Linked DNA regions of Homo sapiens: regions 2, 3 and 4 are each linked to region 1. Evidence: chromatin contacts called from ENCODE Hi-C or POLR2A ChIA-PET data. All regions are on one chromosome and are shown on one strand. The core of a region is the stretch at or near the end of the contact, and the rest is flanking DNA. Distances in the headings are between cores, read along the strand shown.

Region 1 (3,262 bases), core at 316-2,815:
GCTCAGTTAGTTCCTGGGCTTGAGCAACCTCACTGAGCCTGCAGGTGCGGACTTGGGACGTTTCCATGGCTGCTTGCAGCAAACTCAGGGGTGATGACGTTGATGGAATCCGATGGCTTCCTGAGTTCCATCTCAAGGCCTTGCTGTCCCAGGAATGTGGGTTTGGGGCGGAGGGGAATTCCAACTGCAAACCAAGTAACATATATGAAATGTGGCATTGGCGCCTGGGGACAGCGTGGCCTGTGTAAATTATGCAACTTCAAAGCCTGCCCTGTTTTGCAGTGTATTCCATCCTTGAGGAGTCCCGTGGTCTCAGGGTCTGAATGCTTGGAGGAGACTTACCTCCGTGAACGTTTCCTTCTCTGCAAAGCGGGGTGAAAGGTCTCCATTTCACCAAAGGCTGGATGGAGAGGGGGTGGTGTGTCCAGTGCTAGCCCGTGCACCGCCAGAGAGAACCTGCTGCAGCTCCCGTTCTCCTGGGCAGATGACAGTGCCGCCTCCCCCATGCAGCCCACAGGACTCCTAGGGCAGCCCCTGTTTTGGCCGCCAAGGCCACTGTTTTCATTTGAGTGTCTGGAGGCCATAGGTTGTGTTTTCACTTGAGGTCGGGAGTTCAAGACCAGCCTGGCCAACATGGTGAAACCTCGTCTCTATCAAAAATACAAACATTAGCCGGGCGTGATGGCGGGCGCCTGTAGTCCCAGCTACTCGGGAGGCTGAGGCAGGAGAATCGCTTGAACCCGGGAGGCGGAGGTTGCAGTGAGTCGAGATCGCGCCACTGAACTCCAGCCTGGGCGACAGAGTGAGCCTCCGTCTCAAAAAAAAAAATAAATAAAGTGCACAACCCAGTAGATTAGCACACCGGCCATGTCGGGCGGCCGTCACCACTGTCCGGTTGCAGAGCATTACCTCACCCCAAAAGGAGACCCCATAGCCTTAATACCTTACTTAAGTGTGCAGTATTCTTTTAGTCCTGTTTCTCATAAATGTTACCCAAATTGAGGCGCCGCTCTGCGCCCGGCACCGGGGGAGGCGGAGGGACCCGCAGGTGTCGGGTAGGTGCGGCCGCCCCGCCAGGGCCCCGCGTCCCGCGCGCGACGCGCGCCTCGTGGGAACCGGTGTCGCCCGGCTTGGGCTCCCGGCTCACCTCTCGGGTGTGCGGCAGGGGTCTCCGCCCCGGGGCCACGGGAGGGGAAGCAAGGGCCTCGCTGTCTCGCCGCACCTGGGGAAGGGACCCAATTAGCGCGGACCCCACAGCGCAGCACCTCACCAGCTCCCCGCACCAACGCCCCGGCGCGCTCTTTGAGGAAAAAGCAGAGGGCGACTTAGGTACCCACGCCGTCTCAGCGCCGACCAATCGGCGCACGCTGCGGCTCCTGCGGGCTCGCTGGTTGGCTCCGGCGTCAGTCCGTCAGGCGCGCTCGGAGCGGGGCGTATCTGGCCAATGGCTCTCGCTACAGCTTCCTGAGGGCTGGCTGGTTGGCTCCCATGTCCGTCCGTCAGGCGCACGCGGCGGAGCGGCGGCGGCGGCGGCGGCGTTGGGGGCGGTAGCTGGGCGGGCCCTTAGTTCCGGGCGCGCTGCGACCGTTGGGTGAGGCGAGCGCGGGGTCGGGTGCGGGGTCGGGCGCGGGCGCGGGGTCGGGTGCGGGGTCGGGCGCGGGGTCGGGCGCAGGCGCGGGCACCTCTCAGGGAGACTCCGGGCCGGAGCGGGAGCGGGGGCGGGAGAGGCCGCGGGGCGGGGGCGGGGCCAGCCCGAGGGGATTTCTCTGAGCCGCTGGGCCGGAAACCAAGTCCGAGCGTGGCTGGCGCGGGAAAGTTCGGGAACGCGCGCGGCCGTGCTCGGAGCAGCGCCAGGGCACGGTCCGGGGTTTTGCGCGGGGTCGCGGCTCCCAGTACCGCCTGAGGCCCGTGGGCGGCCCACCCGGCCCTGCCCCGTCCCGGGTCCGTCGCTCCCCCGCACCCTGTCGCCCCTCCACGCTCAGCTGTGGGCCCCTCGTGTCCCCGAAGCCCCGCACCCTCAGCCGGCTGCGTGCTCGGGAGGGTCAGGGGCGCCTCCGACCCCTGAGTTTGCCAGCGCCCCCCAGCCAGGGGTCGGGGAAGACCAGTGAGGCTGGGGGCGGAGCCGACTCTGCTGCCTTCCTGCCCAGTGGCTGGGGAGACCCAGGCTGAGCCTGGGTGAAAAGTCCCTCTGGCTGCTGGGAGGGTCGGGGGCAGCAAGGAGCCAGTGCGGGGATGGGCTGCGGTGGACCGGGCCGGGATCGGGGCCGGGGCCTGGTCCTGGCAGTAGCAGGGGATGTTTGTGGAAGGTAGAGCCGAGAAAAAGAGGAGTTGCAATGTCTGCAAGAATCTGGCGTGAGCAGCTGAAGGCTGGTGCTTCCTAGGCCAAGATGAAGGAGTCACAGCGCCCATGGCCTCTCGGGAGGCGGCCAGATGGGCAGCCTGGGGTCAGGGGAACGGTCAGGGCCAGAGCTGGGTATTTTGGAGTTGTCATTTTGAGGCCCCGAGGGCTGAGGGTCAGTGCAGAAGAGCACCAAGCCTCCACTCGGTGTAGGGCCGACAGGGGGTGGGGTGTCTGGCAGCCGGTGAAGACGGGGCTCGGAGGAGGAGGGAGTCTGGTCTGGGTCAAGTCAAGGGAAACTAGGACTGAGAACGGACCCTGCTCTGTGGCCACATGATTTTGAAGGGACGGAATTACTGCCCTGTAACTCAGTCTCTCTCCCTGTTAATAGCCCTAGTTTTTAATAAGAGGAACTGAATGTATTAATGGGTGGACACTTGTAAGGTTCAAGATCTCCTCTTCTACCACGCTTGCTTCTGATACTTTTGTATAAACAGTTGTTAAGAGTTTAGGTTGTTATCAAGCTTCTATTTGGTATTATTTTGAGCCTGAAAAAGATGGGGTTACATATAAAATTGTAATTTTATTTATTTATTTTTTGAGATAGTTTTGGTCTTGTTGCCCAGGCTGGAGTGCAGTGGCTCGATCTCGGCTCACTGCAGCCTCCGCCTCCTGGGTTCAAGCGATTTTTCTGCCTCAGCCTCCCGAGCAGCTGGGATTACAGGCGTGCACCACCACGCCCGGCTAATTTTTTGTATTTTTAGTAGAGATAGGGTTTCATCATGTTGGCCAGGCTGGTTTCAAACTCTTGACCTTAGGTGATCCACCCGCCTCGGCCTCCCAAAGTGCTAGGATTACAGGCATGAGCCACCGCGCCCGGCCATGAAATTACAGTTTTAAAGTTAACTTCTAGTATTTGGAGGG
Region 2 (3,262 bases), core at 296-2,795, 490 kb before region 1:
CAAACTCCTGCTATGTGCTCTGCCAGGAGCCTAAGCCCCAAGAACATCTCCCGCCTGCTCTGAGGCTGCAACCAGCACAGGCAGGGAGTGGATGAACAAGGACAGGCCCCACTGTCCCGTCTCTGCTCCCACACCAAGCCACATGGAAACTGGCCACCCAGCGTAGAAGGTGTGGGGTGCAGTGGCAAAGTCACTACAGGGCAAGGACACAGCCCGTGACCCACTTTGGCCATCCTGCTCTCCCATGACACAGAGCCGGACCACAGAGGGCATTTGAGAAACGTTCACAGAGACACACACTGAGACTGCCCAGGTGGCAGGCACTAACAGCATGGTTGGGAAGGAAGCTCCCAAAGGGAAGGCTGGCTGTTCTCTGTACATCCAGAACAACGCCTGGAACGTGGCAGTGCCTGACACTAACAAATGTTTGTCAAGCTTTTTTCTTAGGAACTGTGGTCCAGGAAGTCTGAAGGGAGAAGGACGCTAGAGAGAGAGTGGGAGAATGAAACATTAGCAGAGAAAATCTAAAGGAATCACTAGCACAGACCCGGGAGCCCAAAACACCCAACAACAAAGAGAAACGCCCTCCCCCGTCCTTGGCGTGGCTCTCCCTGCTGGAGGCTGACTGGGGCCCTGCCCAACTGGAACAAAACCAAAGCATCCACCCGCGAGCACCGTTAGCCGCATCAGCAGCCCAGGTCCCCTCACTCCTTCACAAAGCCCCTTGTTTATGCCCGAAATGCTTGTGAACCTGTAAACTCAGTTAACAGCCGGCCAGAGGCAGAGCTGGCAGCGACCGCAGGCTGGTTCAGCGCCTCCGGGCCGGCGGAGACGCTTTCCTCTGGAAGCCTCACACGAGGCTGCTGCCTCCCCCTCCCCGTGTCGCTCAGGTGAGCAATGATCAGCAGGAAGGAGGTCAAAGTCACACGTGCTGAGCCACTGACATCAGGGGCTGTCCCTCTCCCCGCACCCCTCTCCCAAGGGCTGGTCATGAGGGCTGCCCACCAAGACGGAGCGCAGCAGGCGGTCCCTCCAGCCCCAGCTGCGGGGACGCCACCCAGACTCGGCTGGGCCCAGGGAACCCCAGGATGCGCCAGGACGATGGGCGTTTAGGCACTGGCTTGGGAGACAGACCCGGCCCAGGCCCAGTTCCGCCTCCTGCTCGCTGCGTGAACTGGGGAAACCCCCTCCGAGGCTCGGCCACCGCGGAATCGCCGGCGCAGTCCCCGAGACGCACGCGGGCGCCCTGCAGCCGGGGCCGCCCCGCCGGAGCCTCCTCGGAGCCCGCAGCCCGCTCCCAGCCGAGGGGCTCCCAGGGCCAGAATCCCCGCGCGCCCAGGCTCGGCCGGACGGGGGCCACGCCGGGCCTCAGTTTCCCCGACTTTGGGCGCTGCCCCGCCCCCGTCCCGGGCCTCGGCTATCCGCTCCTCGGGACAGCGCCCCCTCCACGGGGAGAGCCCTGAAGCTGCCGACGCCACCCGCGCCTCACCTGCTGGGCGCACACCTTACCTGGCCGCGCGGACCCCGCCGTCGCCCGGGCGACTGCAGACTCGACGCTTCCGGCGGCTGCAGAACAAGAGCGCCGCGCGCCGGAAGTCCCGCCTCCTGAGGCGCGGGGCACGCCGGGACGGCCGCTGCGGCCTGCCGGGACTAGAGAGGCGAACGGCTCGATGCTGCCCTCGCGCGGCCGCCCTGGGGGCCGCCTCCGCGCGCTCTGGAGGGGCGCGGGTGGACGCGGGACCTCAAGGCAGGGGACAGACAGGGACAGGCACCCGGCCACCTGGTCACGATCCGGAAGACCGGCCCTTACTGGCTGTGACCTTCGGCCATCGCTGGACCTCTCTGTGCTTGTTTCATCCTCTGTTAACGGACATGTTGGGGTTTGGTTAAGCAACGGATGAGAAAGTCTACGTGAAAGGCTTTTTCCCCAGCCTGCCCTGCATGCTCAGGATCGCCGAGGCCAGGCCGATCTCCAGGCACGTGCAGGAGACTGAGGCCAGAGGGTGGGGGCCCGCACCACACAAACTCGCTTCCCTGGTCACCTGTGCACACCCTCTGGGGTCTCCTGGCCTGGAGAGCTGCCCCGGGGCCCTCCCCTAAGTGGGCATTCATTCCTTCAGGAACGTGCCAGGGCTAACTCGGCCGGGAGCTGGGCAGGGGCCTACAGTTCCTGGCTCCTGAGAGCTTCTAAGTATCGGTGCTGCAAAGACATCCTGGGCCCAGCCAGTTGAGGGGGCCTCCACTCCAGCCTGGGGTGAGCTAGGGGCATCAGCTGGAGAACTATAAAGAGGGTTTGCCCTGCCTACCTAGGAGGTGGGCTTTTGGTGGCAAAGGGCTAGGCCCAGGTGAGGCCAAACTGGGAGCTAGGGATTGGCAAGAAACAGATGGAGGGGATGGAACCAGGCGGCTGGGGGCTCCTCGAGCGCCTCGTTTCAGTCCCTGCATCGGGCTTGAAATCTGGAGGCAGAAGGCAGGCACTAAATACCGCGCCACAAATTGTATTTTTAAACTTCTTACTATCAAACGCTTCAAACACAGACATCAAAAGAGAGGGGTGCGCAAAACCCACATGCCCATCCCCACCGCGCTTCCCTGGGCCCCACCTGCTCCATGAGCTGCTGGCATGAGGGCCAGGGGACCACCCCACTTCACACGCATCTGGTGGATGGGACCCGCCTGGCGATCTGGCCTTTGTGACCCCCACCCCATCAAATGCTGTCTCTCCCAAAGGGCCTCAGGGAAGGCCTGTGGCCTGAGGCATCCTCCCCAGATGCCCCCATCCTGCTGCTACAGGGCTCCCAGAGCTGCCTATACACTCAGAACCTCATTCCGGCACTTCCCAACCACAGCACCCTGTCTCAAGTCAGCTCTGCCAACAGAATCCAGAGCCTGCTTTCACCAACCAGCAGGAGCAGGAGGCGCATAGGGCTACGCAGCAGGACCGCTCCACAGTGACTGCTGGAAAGCTCTGGCCTTCACCTGTAGCTAAGGCTAGGGGTCTAGCAATTCAGACGCCTTGTTTGAAAAATTCAACCACATGATCCGAAAAGATGATCCAATGCTAGAATCCAGTCTGTCCAGCTCTGAAACGTGCAGCTGCGTGACTCACACGTCCATCACGTGTGGGTCCCAGTGGTCAGGCCCAGGCAGCAGTGGTCTGAGTCTGCCCCTAACCCCAAGGGCTGAGGACCTGGAGAGAATCTGCCAGCACAAGGCACCAGTTAGGGCAAGAGCAAGTGAGGTGTGGAAGCCCACGGCGTTC
Region 3 (3,262 bases), core at 257-2,756, 340 kb after region 1:
AGCACGCGGGGCCTCCGCTGGGTGACATTGTAGGAGTGCCCACAGGTGGGGCACTCCAGGGGCTCGCCTGCCGCCGCCGAAGAAGCCGCCGAGGCCGAGGGGCCAGGCCGAATCACGTACTGATTCACAATGACCTCATCCTCTGGGGCCACGCGGGGAAAGCCCAGCTCCGAGCTTCCCTTACGGGGCCGCCGTGGCAGTGGCGGGGTATGGGGTGCCCCTTCCAAGGCAGGCATGTCCCCCCCACAGGCCTGGTTGACAATGATCTCTGTGTCTGAGGGCCAGGCACGCTTGGGTGCCAGAGTTGGGGTGGGCCGGGGAGCAGGCGGGAAGCAGGGGGCAGCCGGTAGCTCAGGGAACTTTTCAGGGTGGACAATCTTCATGGCCTCCATCTTGAGGATGACATGGGGACCCTTCAGGCAGGACATGAGGAGGCCCGGCCAGCCACTGCCCGCCTCGGGCCCGGGGTCAGAGGGCATCCGGCTGTCTCCAGTCAGACTGGATGTTCGGGTGGGTGGGGGCGTTGTGTGGGGCTGGGGGGCAGGTGACAGGGCAGCATCCTGGTCCCGCCAGGCCTGGGGGGGGCCCCGGACGGCCCGTGGACTCCTAGGGACAGCCGGCGAGAGTTGGGGGTGCAGGGCCCCCCCCAGTGGCCACAGTGGCTTCTCTGGTCCAGTCCTGGGAGGAGGAGGAAGGGGTGGGGGAGGGGGAGGCAGGCGGGGGCAGGGAGGGGTGGGAGGCTGCCCTGGGCTGGGGGTCTGGCCCAGGGTCTCACCCAGGGTCTCTGGCTGCTGAGGCTGGCGAGGGGGCGCGGGGGGGGCTCCCCCTGCAGCCGAGGTCAGCAGGCCGCGGGCCGGGACATCGGGGCAGGCAGGGGCTGGGTGGGCCCCATGGCTCCAGGACAGGGCGCCCAGGGAAGGCAGCTAGCCGAAGCGCTGGCTGCAGGAGGACCGGGGCGGCAGGCTCCGCGGCAGGAGCAGAGGCGAGGCCTGGGCCAGGCCTGAGCTGCAGGTGAGAGACGGCATGAGGGCAGTGCCCCGGCCACCCCCACCCTAGCCCTCGCCCTGCACAAAGGACCGGGCGCCCGACCTCTGACCCTGACCTCAGCCGTGGGATCCCGACCTCCGCGGGCCTCAGAACCCAACCCCCTCCCCGGTCCCCGCCTCCAAGGCCAGACGCACCTTCCCGAGGGCCGACCCCCGTCGCGTGGGGAGGGGCGCTGAGTCCGCCCCCGGCCCCCGCCCCCTGCGCTCACCTGCCCCAGCCTGGCGTCCCGGCCGCGCGCCGCCGCCGCAGAGGTTGTCTCAAAGGCAGGCCCGGACGCGGCGCCCGCGCCTCGGCCCGGCAGCTCGGGGGGCTCCGGCGGCTCCGGCGGCGGCCGCAGCGACCTCAGGCGATGGCGGGGCCCGGGCGGCACCGAGGGGCGCGGGCGCGGGCGTGGGGCGCGGGGCGCGGGTTTCGGCACGGCGGCGACGGCGGCAGGTGCGTGCGGAGCGTGGCGCGCTCTGCGGCGGAGGCGCGGGGACCGCAGTGCGCGCGGCGCCCGCCCGCGCCCGCAGCGCCACCCCCCGTCTGGGGACCCGCGCGGGGTCCGCGGGGCGGGGCCAGCCTCCCGGCCGCCCCTCGGTCCGCTCCCGGCGTCGCTCTCGCCCGCGGACTGCGTGGGGGGCAGGACCCCCGCGTCGCCCCCAGTTCTCTCCAGGCTGATCCTGGGTCCTGGTCAAGCCCCCGCCCCCCCAGATTCAGGAGGAGAATCCGGCTGTTCTCCTCCCTCACAGTAGGAGGCCTCAGGACTCTGGAGTGAGAGGGAGGGGACCTGCGCGGAGGATCCCAGGGGAGCTGGTTCCAGGGCCCACCGGTGCCTTCCCCCGTCCCCGGCCCCCCGCCCCATGGGAAGGCCCCGAGTCCTCCAGCTCCGCCTGTGCCCGGTGCCGTAGCTCAGATAGATCGCTGTGACTCTAAGGGGCAAGAGCGGGGCGGGCGGAGCGGATCAGAAGGCCGAGGCCGGTGGACGGACGGGTCCGGTGGGAGTGCGCGAAGGACAGGCTGGCAGCCCAGTGCGGGGTGGAGGCGGCCCTGAGGACCGCACCTGCCCGGACAGGGTGGCCCCTGGCACTCCAGCGCGCAGGCCCGGGCCTCTCCGCTTCCTCACCCGGGGCTTCCCTGCCCTCCTGGGTCCGCCTTCTGCCTGTGGAGCCCTCGGGCTTGCTGGTCACCGTGAGGCAGGGGACCAGGGCTTCGAGGGCCTCCGCTGCCACGCTGTGACCAGCTCTGGCCCCGCACCTGGCCCTGGACATCCTGGCCTCCTTCAGCTCCTCTCTCCGCTGGACTGGCCAGACCGCACCTGCTCTAGGCAGAGCCCCAGGGCCTGCAGAGTGCTGAGCCCAGAGGGGACGGTGCCGCTGGTGCGGGAGCTCGCGTGGGCAAAACAGGCTGGAGGAGCAGCCCTGCGCATAGGGTCTGGCTTGGCCCCTCTGTGGGGCCTCGGGCGAGTGTCACTCAGAAGAGCAATAGGGAGAGGTGTGCGGGTGACAGGGGCGCTGCTGGAGGGGTCCTTACGGGGCCCTGGCAAGATGGTGGGGCAACTGAGGCAGCCTGGGCCTGGGGAGGGCCGGGAGCCCAGCTCCGCCGCAGACTCTGCTCACCGACCCGGCGTGCGCCCGAGGAAGCACCAGGCCGCAGGCCCCGCCCCCTCAGCGAGACCCCACCCCGTAGGGGATGAGATCCCGCCCCCGCCACGAGGCCCCGCCCCCCAGGCCAGGCCTTTTCAGACCCGCCATTCAGAGCTGGAGAACCCCAAGCCGAGTATTGGTCACATCCGAACCGGGTCTTTCGGGAAACCCCGGAGCGCGTGGGCTTCTGGGCAATAATATTTCCACGGCCGGTTCCTGCCTTGTTTGCGCATGCGCCATAGGCGCCACTCAAGTGGCAGGCAGGGAGGTGGGCGGGACTTCCGGCGCCTGCGCAGTGGACTTCCGTCGCCGGCCTCTCAAGTTTTGGGTCCCCAGGAGCACCCAGTTCTCCCCAAATCGGGGCCGGGTTGCCTGAACTCATGTCCCGACCGGTCTGACTGGCCCTACACAGGCCACGTCTGACTGGAACCCGCCCTTCCTGGTGCTCCCCTGGGCCCCAAGGGCCCCACTGCCGTGGGTCGTCCCCGCGGCACTCGCCAGTGCCCGCTGCACCCCTGCCTGCGCCGGTGCAGATGGAGCCTGGGTTCGGCTGGAGGCGGGGGGCCCAAGGTGGGGACGCTGGGGGGGCG
Region 4 (3,262 bases), core at 1-2,500, 310 kb after region 1:
AGCGAGGGCGGTGGCTGTCCTGGGACAGGCCCCCTCCTCGACTGCCCACTGTGCCTCGACCTCCAGGGGGCTCTTCCCGAGGGCAGGCGCACCATCCCCTCCAGGCACCGGCTGGGATCCGAGCTCCTGGCTCGGGGAGGCCGGGCCCAGGTCTCCCTTTGGCAGCTCCACGGACTGCCTCCCCTCAGGAGGAGGAGCCCCGGAGGCCTTGCTCTTGGGGATGACCATGAAAGAATTTCGAGAGTTTGCGCGGAGGCTGGCCAGCGCCCGGGCCTGGAGGTCCCCCAAGGGGATGGTCTCCATAACTGGCTTGGGGGCCGGCCGTATCTCGAAGGAGTCGTTGGTGCTGGTGGCTGCGGAGACGCACTGGCGCTGGCTAGGAGTGGCACTGGCAGGGGGTGAGGCTGGAGTGGCACTCGGGGTCCCGGGGCTGGGGGGCGGGTGGAGGGAGGGATCCCCCGACTCCACCTTTGGCTTCCACTGTCCCGACCCAGGCGGGGAGCCCGCGAGGCGGTTGGCAGGGCCGGCCCGGGGCTCAGGGGCCGAGTGCCCGTTGGAGAGCAGGCGGGCGCCCGCGCCGCGGTGCAGACCCCGGGGGTGGACGGTGAAGGAGTTGCTGCCGGTCTTCTGGAGGAAGTCGCTGCGCCGGGCCCCGGGGCTCGCCCCGCCACCGCGGGGCCCGGGCGCGGCGGGCGGGCTGGGGGCCGCGGGCGGGGGCCGGGGCGGCGCGGGCGGCGGCGGCGGCGGCGGGGGGCGGGCGCGCTCGGGGCTCCCGCGGCGGCGCGGCGCGGCGGGCGGGTCGAACCTCTCCAGTAGGCGGCTGACGCGGCCGGGCGGCGCCCCGTACACCAGCACCTCGGCGGCGCGGATCTGCGCGGCCCCCGGGGCGGGCGGCGCGGGCGGGAAGCCGGGCACCGTCTCGATGATGAGGACGCTGTCGGCGCGGAGGGCGCGCACGCCAGGCACGCGGCGGTACCGCTCCAGCAGCCGCGCCCCCGCCGCGCCCCCGCCGCGCCGCCGCTCGGCCTCCAGCAGCATGAACGGGTTCTCGCGCAGCGGGCCCAGGCTCTCGGCCAGCACCCGCTGCTCGGGCTCCGCCGCCCCGGGCCCCGCGCCCCCGCCCAGCGCGGCTAGCTTGGCCCGCTTCCGCTCCAGGATCTCACGCTTCCAAGCGGGCACCGCAGCGCGCGGCCCCGAGCCCGGCCGCCCCAGGGCGGCCATGCTGCGAACGCGGCAGCGGACGGCTGGACTGAGGGCCGGAGTGGCAGCCGCCGCCGCGGCCAGCCTGGGCGCCGCGGCCACGCCCCCTCCCGGGCCACCGACCATTGGGGAAAGCCCGCTCTCCCCGCCCCGTGCGGGAGGCCCACCTATGGCAGGGGAGGAGGGCGGGCCCCTCAAGTGACCCTACCGATTGGACAACACTCGCCTCAACCCCGCCTCCCAAGGGACTTCATTGGACAACGCCTATCACCGGAGCTGGCCTCCATTGGGGACGGCCCCCCGGACACACCCCGGTGCCTCGCGCCGCTCACTGGCAGACCCCACTTCCGCCTCTGCGCTCTCAGCTCCCGGCGTCCCTGGGGGTAGCCGGGTGCGCGGCCCCTGGACCCTGCGCCCCGAGTGACCTTGGCTGAGCTTGGGACTTCCTCATGCTGCCAGCACCGAGGCCGCCTGTTCCGTCCGCTGAGAGCGCGGTGCAGGAAGGGCGCTGCTCCAGGACCGAAGGCACCCGTGTCCGTGGACGGTGCACAGGCCACACTCTGGCCCGGACCCTGCTTTCACCAGGGGTCCTCCGACCTCCGGCAGGTGCCTGCGGGGCTTGGAAATGCCAATTCTGGAGCCCCGAGCAGCCCCAACGAACCAGTTTCTCAGAAATCCCTAGTTTTTATAGGCTGCCCAGGTGGGAGCCTCTTAACCCAACCTTGCCATCCGTGGTCCCCAAAAAGCATCTGCAGGAGCAGGCACAAAGGAAGCAGCCTCTCCCGCCACACGCAAGCAGGTTCACCAGGGCAGGGCCCTGCATGCTTGGAGAGCTCTCCAATGCATTCAGAGCCAAAAAAAAAAAAAAAAAGCCAGGGTAACGGTGGGCCCCATAGGGCCGACCCCTGTGTCTGATTATTCCACCCTGCTGCCACGTTAAGGTTACTCCTCTCCCATCGGTTGAACGTCCCCTCATCAAGGCTCCGGATACCATGACCCTGAGGGCACAGCCTCCCGGCTGACAAGTCCCTTCTGCCCCAGGGAGGGCTTCAGAGTGCTTCCACAGCCTTTCAAGCCTGCAGACAATAGGGAGATCGCTTGGAGTCACGGGGAGAAGGGGAATTGGAGTGCACGGACATCACCTTCTTTCCATCACCTGCCCTGCAGTCAGCAGCCTGCTCAGTAGACACTGCTGTTTCCCACACCAAGGTCGCCTGGGTCTCTGCAATGATGCAGAACAGATTTTTTTTTTTTAACTTGGGGATGCCCTTCTCAGCTTCTGTGCCCCATGACAGTCTGCAGCAGCCGCTAGCTTAATGCTTGCCTTATTCTCCTGCCACTCCATTAAGCTGGAGAAAATAAACTTTTTCTTTTTCTTTTTTTTTTGAGATAGAGTCTTGCTCTTGTCACCCAGGCTGGAGTGCAGTGGCACGATCTCGGCTCACTACAACCTCCGCCTCCAGGATTCAAGCGATTCTCCTGCCTTCGCCTCCCAAGTAGCTGGGGTTACAGGTGCCCACCACAACGCCCGGCTAATTTTTGTATTTTTAGTAGAGACGGGATTTCGCCATGTTGGCCAGGCTGGTCTCGAACTCCTGGCCTCATGATCTGCCTGCCTTGGCCTCCCAAACTGCTGGGATTACAGGCGTGAGCCACTGGGCCTGGCCAGAATAAACTTTCATTTCAGCTTTCCAGAAGCCAAGTGTCTCCTCCCTTAGGGCCCTCCTCAAATCACCTTTCTAAAGGAAGCATCTGATGTTCATCACTTCTACCCTAGTAGGGTTGCCCAATTCTGAACTACCAAAATAAAACAGGGGAACACACAAAACACAAAATCTAGAAATAAATAACATTACGAGGAAACTCACTCCCACTGTTCAGCTTGAATCTGGCTTTGACAAAAGTTATGCCAATCCCAGGCTGGACACAGTGTCGTAGCAACAAACCAGATAAGCTGCCTCCAACGCAAGCCCCTCCATGGTTTACACAACTAAGCATACACGCCAGGCAGAGGCTGACACCGCACTCCGCTGGCCAGGCTGATGCATGAGAGCAGAGGTCA

The links. A loop is a pair of places that touch in the nucleus more often than their neighbours do. ChIA-PET counts read pairs that join two places held with the same protein, here RNA polymerase II (POLR2A). Pooled maps may share reads with other maps.
Region 2: a pooled map shows a loop between it and region 1 (15-fold over the local background). The contact joins the promoter of SNAPC4 here to the promoter of TRAF2 in region 1. A Hi-C loop is called at or near these places in 10 of 50 pooled maps.
Region 3: a loop to region 1 is called in a map of naive thymus-derived CD4-positive, alpha-beta T cell, with 17 times the contacts of the local background. The contact joins the promoter of RNF208 here to the promoter of TRAF2 in region 1. A Hi-C loop is called at or near these places in 1 of 168 maps with a recorded cell type or tissue (naive thymus-derived CD4-positive, alpha-beta T cell), 6 of 37 single-sample maps with no recorded cell type and 10 of 50 pooled maps. POLR2A ChIA-PET finds 5 or more read pairs at or near these places in 1 of 52 experiments (activated CD8-positive, alpha-beta memory T cell).
Region 4: a map of B cell shows a loop between it and region 1 (4-fold over the local background). The contact joins the promoter of TPRN here to the promoter of TRAF2 in region 1. A Hi-C loop is called at or near these places in 1 of 168 maps with a recorded cell type or tissue (B cell), 4 of 37 single-sample maps with no recorded cell type and 10 of 50 pooled maps. POLR2A ChIA-PET finds 5 or more read pairs at or near these places in 2 of 52 experiments (CD4-positive, alpha-beta T cell and activated CD4-positive, alpha-beta T cell).

What each region holds. Positions count from the first base shown.
Region 1 is chr9:136,884,951-136,888,212 of GRCh38, forward strand. It overlaps TRAF2 (TNF receptor associated factor 2), which reads left to right and starts at 1,566. Exons shown (of 11, transcript NM_021138.4): 1 at 1,566-1,591. It overlaps MIR4479 (microRNA 4479), which reads left to right and starts at 1,783; the gene lies at 1,783-1,853. It overlaps LOC105376326 (a long non-coding RNA gene), which reads right to left and starts at 1,304. Exons shown (of 3, transcript XR_930448.2): 1 at 1,148-1,304; 2 at 343-400; 3 at 1-184. RefSeq lists silencers at 991-1,120, 1,341-2,150 and enhancers at 1,527-2,262, 2,263-2,998.
Region 2 is chr9:136,398,625-136,401,886 of GRCh38, forward strand. It overlaps SNAPC4 (small nuclear RNA activating complex polypeptide 4), which reads right to left and starts at 1,546. Exons shown (of 24, transcript NM_003086.4): 1 at 1,510-1,546. RefSeq lists enhancers at 1-29, 1,759-2,695 and silencers at 1,204-1,313, 1,384-1,513, 1,584-1,793, 1,944-1,993.
Region 3 is chr9:137,220,734-137,223,995 of GRCh38, forward strand. It overlaps RNF208 (ring finger protein 208), which reads right to left and starts at 1,507. Exons shown (of 2, transcript NM_031297.7): 1 at 1,256-1,507; 2 at 1-1,005. The coding sequence starts at 479. RefSeq lists silencers at 1,060-1,109, 2,050-2,099, 2,410-2,759.
Region 4 is chr9:137,199,491-137,202,752 of GRCh38, forward strand. TPRN (taperin) reads right to left here and starts at 1,251. Exons shown (of 4, transcript NM_001128228.3): 1 at 1-1,251. The coding sequence starts at 1,221. RefSeq lists silencers at 853-922, 1,013-1,482 and an enhancer at 1,711-2,239.